Linked DNA regions of Homo sapiens: region 1 is linked to region 2. The links are chromatin loops, found by intact Hi-C in ENCODE. Cell type or tissue: dorsolateral prefrontal cortex. All regions are shown on one strand.

Evidence for each region. Hi-C counts contacts between places; a loop is a spot of excess contacts. Peaks named below come from ENCODE experiments on the same cell type or tissue, not always from the same donor. Only the 100,000 strongest peaks of a DNase experiment are listed, where the experiment ranks them.
Region 1: it touches region 2 in a loop (13-fold over the local background); 7 of 110 quality-filtered maps call a loop at or near these places.

Annotation. Positions count from the first base shown.
Region 1 is chr6:83,850,449-83,855,448 of GRCh38, forward strand. RIPPLY2 (ripply transcriptional repressor 2) reads left to right here and starts at 2,912. Exons shown (of 4, transcript NM_001009994.3): 1 at 2,912-3,063; 2 at 3,247-3,325; 3 at 3,649-3,713. The coding sequence starts at 2,969. It overlaps RIPPLY2-CYB5R4 (RIPPLY2-CYB5R4 readthrough), which reads left to right and starts at 2,912. Exons shown (of 18, transcript NR_174604.1): 1 at 2,912-3,063; 2 at 3,247-3,325; 3 at 3,649-3,713. In dorsolateral prefrontal cortex, CTCF peaks have their summits at 2,818 and 3,022; DNase peaks (open chromatin) are centred at 2,923 and 3,453; H3K4me3 peaks cover 3,008 bases; H3K27ac peaks cover 3,085 bases.
Region 2 is chr6:83,707,189-83,712,188 of GRCh38, forward strand. SNAP91 (synaptosome associated protein 91) reads right to left here and starts at 1,913. Exons shown (of 30, transcript NM_001242792.2): 1 at 1,657-1,913; 2 at 610-769. The coding sequence starts at 739. LOC105377879 (a long non-coding RNA gene) reads left to right here and starts at 2,254. Exons shown (of 3, transcript NR_136251.1): 1 at 2,254-2,531. RefSeq lists silencers at 882-1,176, 1,586-1,795, 2,126-2,185. In dorsolateral prefrontal cortex, CTCF peaks have their summits at 837 and 1,878; DNase peaks (open chromatin) are centred at 863, 1,233, 1,673 and 1,943; H3K4me3 peaks cover 3,004 bases; H3K27ac peaks cover 2,568 bases.

The DNA of each region.
Region 1 (5,000 bases), 140 kb after region 2:
AAATAGCCCAGCCCATCCTGACTGATTTAAGATTCAAAACCAAACTCATTATTTTTTTCCTGCACATCATTAACAGAATAAAACAACATAAGAGGATCTCACCTGCTCTTTATCCTATGCTCCCTGTTTTCTATGTCTGTGTTTGAGCCATCACCATTTACTCACTTAATCGGGCTAGAAACCTGGGAATATATCCAGACTCCACTTTCAAGTCCTCCTACATTTTATGACTCAAGTAGTTCCTCAGGTTCTATTTCCTAAGTATCCTTCAAATCTATCCCTTCATCTCCATTCTTAGTGCACATCTTACTATCTCTTGCCTAGACGATTACAGTGGCCTTTTAAATGGACTCCCTATCTCTAGCCTTTCCTAAATCCATTTTCCATATGGCTGCCTGAGTGATTTTTATAAAATGCCATTCCACTTTCCTGCTTAAAATCTTTCATCAGTGCTTACAGAATAAAGTGAAAATGACTTAGCATAGAATTTTAGGCTCTTGATAGTCCAAACCCCTTCTATCTCTACAGCATCTCTGCTCCAGAGATATCCAGTCCCTTTTCTTCTCACTCCTGAACAACCCAGACAATACCATTCTTTGATTAATCCTTCCAAAAATATCAACTTAGATTTGATTTACTCTAAGAAGGCTTTCCTGGTTATCCCAAACAGACTTCTTAAGTTCCTCCCACCTATCTGCCTAAAATGCGCTTTTACTATTGAATGTGTCACTTTAAATTTTTTTTTTTTTTTTTTTTTTTGCTTATGTGTTTATTGTAGTGGTCAGAGTTTGGAATAATTGTAACCTTCTCAAGGATAGGAGGAATACCTTACTGTCCTTATCTGGAAAGCACAGTAGTTAGCACATTACAGCCACCTCAAAAAGATTTTTTTTTATTTTTTATTTTCATTTTAAGTTCTGTGGTACATGTGCAGGATGTGCAGGTTTGTTACATAGGTAAACATGTGCCATGGTGGTTTGCTGCACCTATCAACCTATCACCTAGGTATTAAGCCTAGCATGCATTAGCTATTTTTCCTAATCCTCTCTCTCCTCCCACCCCACCCACTGACATGCCCAGTGTGTGTTTTTCCCCTCCCTGTGTCCAGATGTTCTCATTATTCAGCTCCCACTTATAAGTGAGAACATGCAGTGTTTGGTTTTATGTTCCTGCGTTAGTTTGCTGAGGATAACGGCTTCCAGCTCCATCCACGTCCTTGGAAAGGACATGATCTTGTTCCTTTTTATGGCTGCATAGTATTTCGTGTTGTGTATGTACCACATTTTCTTTATCCAGTCTATTACTGATGGGCATTTGAGTTGAATCCATATCTTTGCTATCGCAAATAGTGCTGCAATGAACATACGCATACAAACATTATGCATGCCATCTTTGTAAAATAACGATTGATATTCCTTTGCATATATCCCTAGTAATGGGATTGCTAGGTCAAATGGTACTTCTGGTTCTAGGTCTTTGAGGAATCACCACACCATCTTCCACAATGATTTAACTAGTTTACATTATGGAACTGAAATAATAAGCCATTTTATCAGAAAGGTTAACATCTGTTAAGGCCTTATATTTTTTTACGTAGCTTAAAATCTGTTGAAGGCTTACTATATGCCAGGCACTGCAAAACGCATTTTATAAGCTTTATTTTATTTAGCCTAACAATAACTGTAGGGGATGCAGACATGCATTAGGTATCTATCCTTACTGATTTTCTTATCAGAAGCAACCCAAATCTCACCTTCCTGGCAGGTAGATCATTATAGGCTCTTAGCTACTATTAATAATTAAATTATTTTCCTATGCAGTAGCTGAATGAATAGCAGAGACAACTATAGTTTACAATCAAGATTTTTGTCTAAACTTTTAAGAGAAAGTCCAGTTTTATTATTTAAAACATTTTGAAAAAAATTATAACATTTATATATCATCTTTTCCTCGATGCATAACACTTTTTACAAAGTTTAGTGGTAGATAAGTGAGGGGTAACTCAAATCAGAGAAACAGGGGTGCAGACGTTTGATTAACTTGTCTCATATCATAACTTTTCAAGATTTCATTATCATTCCACAACACTGCCCTCAAAAAAGAATTTTGTAATTACCATTGAGTGACAAAATACCAAGTAGTGACAGAGGTGTATAGACGAACTCAAAAGTTATTGTAGGAGGACACTGATAAAATGTTGGGGAAAATCACAAAAGACACGAGAAGATAATTTAGAGCTCTATGCCCAAATCACATGACTCCAGTCTCTGGCTCTCTTAGCCAGAACAGCGAATCTTTTACAATTTACCTCTTGTTGCCAATAATTTTCTATTATCTTCAAATAATAATAGGCTGGAGTATGAACCTAGTTTATCAATACTTTTTTAAAAAACCGACATTCCTCTCTTAAGGAGTCCATGCATTCTCCCCATTTTTTAGAAAATTGTTCCATGAAGAGGAATTAAGTTTATTCCTTTGAATTCTAGTCTGCATCCCAGCTTTTAGAACACGGGATGCAGAACCAGTTGATTTGCCACAGGCCAAGTCCTGAGTCTCCAGCGAATCAAGCAATTAACCAGTCACTTGGCCTTTTTGCAGAAATCCACAAAACGTGTAGACTCGCTTAATTCCATCTCCTCCTGGCCTCTTCACACGGAAATTGGCTGCTCGGGCGAATGTTGTTTTTCTCCGCAGCCATGTGTCGAAGGGCGATTAACATTCGCTCGACAAAACCCTGTCCCGGGCCATTTGGGAGTTGCACGCGTTCACACCCGGGGCTCAGCCCGGTGCGCCTTCACGCGCAGCCTTTTTGTTTATGCGGCTAGCAGGGAGAGGGGCGGAGAGGCAGCGAACCTCTCAATGTGCAGCAGGCCGCGAGGGCTATATAAAGCTCGGGTCTCGGACCTACTGGAACTGGTCAAGATTGCCCGCGAGCTGGCAGCGGCCTTCCGCCCAGCTCTGCGGCGTCATGGAGAACGCGGGAGGCGCAGAGGGTACAGAGAGTGGAGCTGCGGCGTGCGCGGCCACCGACGGCCCTACGCGGCGCGCGGGCGCGGACTCCGGGTAGGCTTCCCCGCGCTGCTCTGCGCCTCCCAGCTTCCCCCGTCTCTCCCTCCTGCGCCTCCCCAGCTCCTCCCCTCCAACTCTCCATCCCCCACTGCCCGGTGCCAGCGCTCGGCTTCGGTGGATTCTCCCGGGTCTGGGCTCACGTCTCCTCTGCGCGCCTTGTGCTCCCCTATCCCGCAGATACGCAGGCTTCTGGAGACCCTGGGTGGACGCCGGAGGCAAGAAAGAAGAGGAGACGCCGAACCACGCCGCGGAGGCGGTGAGTGAGCCACGCGTCTCAGGCCGCGCCTCCCACGGGTGCAGAAGATCGACCAGGGCTCTCGGGACGCAGGGCCTGAGAGAGACATGCGAGACACCGGGTCCTGCCTCTCGCTTAACATCCCGCCTGCCGGTGGCCATAAAGGTGCCGACGCGGCGGATGTGTCCTCTGGAGCGATGGGCCACAGGCACCCAGCCGGGAGCGAGGCTGCTGAGAGCCCTGGGGTTACATTCCCAGCGGGCACGAGGAACACTGGGTCGTGCACGTTTCCACTTTCTAGAAGGAGGTGGGTGATAACTGGATTCACTTCCTTTCCTCTCCAGATGCCCGATGGCCCTGGAATGACCGCAGCCTCAGGAAAGCTTTACCAATTCAGGCACCCAGTCAGGTGAGTGACAGGCCTCGCCGAAGGTCTCCCGCTCCTCCAGCCCCAGGGAGGAGCCAGGGGCATCGCGCAGCCCAGCTCCGCAGCTGGTCCTGCAGTCTCTCTCTCTCTCTCTGAAAATCTGGCTTCAAGGTTACTTATCTTCTCACTCATCAAATTGAAAAAGGTAGGGGCTCACGGTCCCACGTAAAGGGACTGTTGATGAATACATACTCAGTGAACTTGATGAATATATTACGAAGAGGGAAAGGGGATGATATGGTAAGAGAGCGGTGACATCTTGTGCTGGCAAAACAGTTTTTATTTTTAAATCCTAAAGGGTTCGAATGAAATTGACTTCGCATCAGGCAGAGTGTGTATGCTGCTTTTGTCTTGCAATCTGGAAGGAAGAATGGGATTAACAGTTACAGTCTTACAAGTTTGCCGAGTAGGAAAAAATAGAAATGTAATGAAAATCCTAAAGATTATTGAGAATGGTTATAGAAAGGGTCAAAAGTTTATTTAACTTGCGGAGCTAGTTTACTGTTCCTAGTCACAGGAAGTCAGCCTTTATCTAAGATTCTGTGTCACTTTTATTCAGGTGAAATGTTAAGAATTCTGCAGTTTTCCTGCCTCCGAGAGCTGTTAAATGAAGAGCTGGATGATGTTTGTAAAGTGCCCCTGGTCATAAATAACACATAGAAGTCATTACATCTAATTTCCTACCGTGTGCTAGCACTGGTGAAGGACACAGGAAAAAGTAGTCACAGCACATGGCAAGTGTTGTAATGGAATTTAGTTTGGTTAGTTTTACAAGTATGGGCAGGGCACGAAGTGCCTAAATCTGTCAGTGGTAGGGGGAAGGGTCAGGGAAGTGTATATTATAAGTTGTGGTTACCTGGCTGAGTCTTGGAAAAGTTAGTCAGATGAATGGGAAGTGGGAGCAAAAGAAATAGCATTGGAAAAGAGAAGCAGGATCATGAAACGGTGTGGCTCCTTGCGGGAACTCCAAGGAGTTTAGGTGTGTGAAGTTGTGGTCATTTTAGCAGGGTAATCAGAGGCCAAATCTTGCACACTCTTGTACAGAGTTCTGTCCTGATCCTGTATGTAGTGTTGGGAACCCATGGGCTTTATTCCGAAGGTAGTCTTGGGGGTTATATGTTAAATAGGCTTAGTCAGGGCATCAAAAGTAAAACTGGAAGTTCTGCAATTTTTCAGGTAAGAAATAATGATGAACCATTGTAAGACAGTGGAAGTGAGGGTGAGACTGGGTGAATCTAGGAAATACTTGAATGACAAAATAGATTAGGC
Region 2 (5,000 bases):
GCCATAGCTATGAAGTCCAATTTCCTCATTCAGTACCTTGAATTTATTTCAGTTTGGTATGGTAACATACCTCACACACACACACACACACCCATACTCACAAAAACAATCCTCAGGAGCAACACTTAAAAAGATTATACTACCTTAGAACTATCTGAAATGTATTTAGGAAAGAACTAGGGTGACAAGTTTGACCTTCCATAAATTCATCTTTTTTTTTTTTGACTGTGCAACCTCTAATTTCCTCTAATTTGGAGAAGGGAGGGTGGGTGGAGAAAGAAAAAAAGGTGAAAAACATCTAATTCAGTGTGTACAATCTCTCTCTTGTGTGTGTGTATATACATATGCGTGTGTGTGTGTGTGTGTGTGTGTATTTTTCCCCCTCCACCAAGACCTTGGAGGTCAATAAGAGGAAAAAATGGCTCACAAGACAAGGTTTCATGGCTAACCCAAGGGAACACCTTCACAGCTGAAGAATTTCAGCTCAGGGGCAACCTGGCTGGGAGTATCAGAGGCCACAGCATTATGGACCAAGAGCGCAGGCCGCACCACCAGCATCCCAGGCGCCTCTGCCGTGCGCATGTCCCTCTTATATAAAGAGATGCTTACAGTCCAGGTGCTTTTTCTTGGGGCCCATTACTTCATGAGTAGTGGCTTTGCAGACCGCTCTTGCTACAGCAGAGCCTGTAACGCTGTACTGAGCGGCGGCGATCCGATCCGTGAGCGTTTGGCCCGACATCTTCTGTGGTCGCGTCTACCGCCTCCTCTTCTGCAGGAAACAAGGGGAGACGGTCCGGCTTTAATCCGCAGACCCTACCCTCCAAGCACCCAGGCCTTGCCTCCTCCAGCCGCGCGGCGGCTCTCTCCTCCTCCATCCCCACCCTGGCACCACCTCTCGGAGCCAGCAACGCGCCAAGCCCCGCTCCTGCGATGCGGTCCAGGGAGTCTTGGCCGTGAGTAGGGCCGTCACGGAACCCCAGCGTGGGCTCCAGTCGCAGCATCGTGACACCGTCCCCATTCTCCCCCGGCCCCCACATAGGGCCAGACTCACCCCCTGGGGACCCCCCTGTCAATCAGCACTTTCCCCGCAACCTGACCCGCGGGTGCTGGACTAGCCACAACGTGCGTTGGGGTTATTCCCTGGGCGCCGCACCCACCGGTGCCCATCTCCCACCTCAGCAGACTTTCCTCCTAGCAGCCCGCAGGCTTCGGGGAATGCATCGGATACCCAAGCCCTGGCTGCCTCCCTCCTCCTCCTCGCGCTGCTGCAGCAAAGGGCTCGTCCTCCCTCAGTCGCGAAGGAGATTATCCTAGCGTTGCGCCATGTTATGCCCTCGCCTCCCCTTCCTTCCTCGCCGCCGGCTCCAAAGCCTCGCCGAGGCCCATCGCCCGGGCCCCTTCCCCCCGGTTCCAAATCCCTGCCGCAGGGGCCGCCCGGGAGCTCTGCGGAGGCGCCGGAGTCTTGGGGCGCCTCACCCTTCCTGGCTTTGGAGAGGAGCCGGGCTGACAGCGAAGCCCAGTCCCCCGCCCGCCCTGGAGCGCTCCGCGGAGCTGTCACTCGGCCGCTGCCCTTCTCCGCACCCTGGGATTATCCTCTGCGGATCCCCGCGAGACCCTGGCGCGGGGAGGGGGCCGAGTACGGCCGCGGGTACTCACCCCGCCCCTGAGCGGCGCCGCCCGCCGCAGGATGAGCGGAGCCCGGGCCGCCGAGGGAAGCCGCGCCGGTGGATGTGTGCGACCGCGCGTAGCCCCGGTGCCCCCGGGCGCAAAGTCTCCAGCCCTGGCCGGGCCCCGCTCCTCAGCTCCGCGGTCCCGGCGCCCACCGCCCCTGGCCCCTGGCCCCAGAAGCCAGTACCCGCCCGCCGCCGCCTCTTCTGCCAGCGCCGCCGCGTCTCTCTAGCGCTCCGAGCTGCGTCCCCATCCCCGCCCCCACCTCAGCTGTGGCTCCTCCGACGAGTCAGGTGACGGCGGCGGACAAACCCGGACGAGCCCTCGGCGGAGCGCCTCGCGGCCCCCTCCCAGCTACTCACACACACCGCCCCCCGGGGCCGGGAGCTTAAAGGCGAGGGGGCGCCTCGCGCAAGCATCCCCGGCAAGCCGGCGGGGAGAAGAAGGAGGCGGGGAGGCCGACACCCACCCAGCCAGCGGCTCTCCGCTGGGCGCCGGGCCGCCCCTCCGCTGCTGGCGCCGCACCCGGCACGCACTGGGCTCGCGCACCACGCACACCTGCCCGCCGACTGCGGGGGGAGCCCTGGGCGTTGGGGGCGTTGGCCAAGACGGGCGAGTGGGCTTCTCGGGTTCTACTCTGTGAAGGCCAAGGCAAGGGCGTCGTCGCGCGCTGCCTGGCGGAGCCCAGCCCCTTCCCCACACTGTCGCTGACACGCCCGCCTGTCAAAGGCTCCGAGGCCCAGATGAGCAGGGCGATTTTAAATGTCAGATCCTGCCGGCCATCCGCGACCGTCACCTGTGCGTCTTCAGCTCCTCAGGCTCCTCCGCTTGTCTCAGTTACAACTGGGAGCCCGGGTGGGCAGGTAATTCTAGCCACTTTAGTCTTAAACGGATACTGAGGTCTGCTGAAGGGAGAATAATTAACACAGCCGTTAATCGAGTCCCAGATTACCTTCGACAGTAATCATTTGCGTGCATAAAGAAAACCCTTTGTACCCTTAAGAAGTAATTTCTGCCAATTAAATATAGTGTTGGAACGTCCGTCAATTGTATGTCAAGTGTATATTCGAATAGTAAGCAGGAATTTCTAAACAGGGATGTGGAGTTGGTTAATAGCTTCACGTGTTGACATTTTCAAAGGTTGTTATTTATGTTCACCTTTTTTTTTAATTCTCACAGTAGCATGAAGATCAAAACTATATTTGTGAGCTTTCCTGGCATTTTTTCTCCTTGCTTCGGGTGGCTTCTGCTCGGCCTTGAAGCCATATATCGATACCTATCGATCTCAACGTTTTGTTATATATTCCTCTCTTTCACCTGGTACAGTGTTCAGTATGCAGTCATGATTTCCTAACTACTGAGACTGATTCTAGGACTAATTGGAAGCTTAATGACTAAAGAGAGACAGCTTAAGAGCACTATTGTCTCAAGTACTAGTCTTACCATATTTACAAGGGAAATAAAAACGCAATTCTATTAAAAAAACTTGTACTCCAGTTTTATAGCAGCTTAATATAATGGCCCCAAACTGGAGGAAAGCCAAATGTTATTCTACTAGTAAATGAATAAACAAAATATGGTATATCCACATAATGGAATACTACTTAGCAATAACAAGAAACAAACTAATACCATTCATGAATCTCAAATTCATTAGACGAAGGGAAAGAAGCTCTATCAAAAATTCTACTTATTATTTTGATTTCATTTATGTAACATTCTGGAAAAGTCAAAACTATAGAAACAGAAAACACATCAGGTGCCGAGTCAGGTGACGGTGGCATTGGGGGAGGGGACTGCAAAGGGGCAGAAGGAAACTTTTTGGAGAGATGGAAATGTTTTATATCGTGACGGTGATGATGATTATACAGCTGCATGTATTTCTCAAAACTCATCAATTTGTACACTTAAAATTGGCGAATTTTGTTGTTTGTTAATTATACCTCAATATAATCTGATAGAGTTGGGAGTGGCAATATTAATATCAAAGTAGGTTTTACAATAAGGAATATTAATAGCAATAAACAGGCACATTTCATAATGAAAAATTCATTAAGAGCATGGAACAATTCTACTTGTTTGTATATCTAAGAACAGAGCTTCAAAGTAGGACGAAGCAAAACCTAATAGCATTAAAAGGAGAAACAGGCAAATCCACAATTATACTTCAGGATTTCAGCACTTTTCTCTATGTAATAAATAGGACAAGTAGACAGGAAACCTGTAAGGGTATAGATGACTTGAAATAGCCCTGTAGGCCGGACGCGGTTGGCTCATGCTTGTAATCCCAGCACTTTGGGAGGCCGAGCCAGGCAGATCATGAGGTTAGGAGATCAAGACCATCCTGGCTAACACGGTGAAACCCCGTCTCTACTAAAAATACAAAAAAAAAAAAAAATTAGCTGGGCGTGGTGGTGGGTGCCTGTAGCCCCAGCTACTCAGGAGGCTGAGGCAGGAGAATGGCGTGAACCCGGGAGGCGGAGCTTGCAGTGAGCGGACATCGCGCCACTGCACTTCAGCTGGGGTGACAGAGCAAGACTCTGTCTCACAAAAAAAAAAAAAAAGAAAGAAATAGTCCTGCAGACCAACTTCACCTAATTGACATTTATAAAATAGTCCACCCAACAGTAGTGGAATACTTTCTTAAAGTGTGCATGGAATATTCTCCAGGATTGACCATACTGACTGATCCTAAGCCATGAAGCTAGTCTCAATAAATTTAAAAGGATTATAATCATACACATTATGTTCTCTTACCACAGTGGAATTTAACTAAAAATCGGTGACAGATAGATATATGGAAATCTCTAAATATTTGGTAATTAAACAACACATTCCAAATAACCCATAGGTCTAATTTTCTCATAAGAAAATTGGAAATTTATTTGAACTAAATAATAATGAAAATCCAACATATCAAAATTTGTGGGTTGCAGGCAAAGTGGTGATTAGAGGCAAATTTATAGCATTAAAATGCTTAGGAATGAAGAAAGATCTAAAAATATTTATTTGAGTTTGAACCTTAAGACACTAGAAAAAGAATAAATTGAATTCAACATGAGCAGAAAGAAGGAAGTAATAAAGAGTACAAATCAATGAAAGAGAAAATGACAAATAATAGATAAAATCAATTAAACCAAAAGCCATTTTTTGGAAAAGATCACAAAATGGATAACCCCACTAGCCAGATTGAGCAAGGAAAAAATAAGATGGCAAAAATTTCCAATTTTAGGAGTGAAAGGAGAAATCAATTCTATGGACATTAAAAAATTAGAGAATGTTATAAACAACATTGTGCAATAAGTTGGACAATTTACATAAAATGAGGAAGT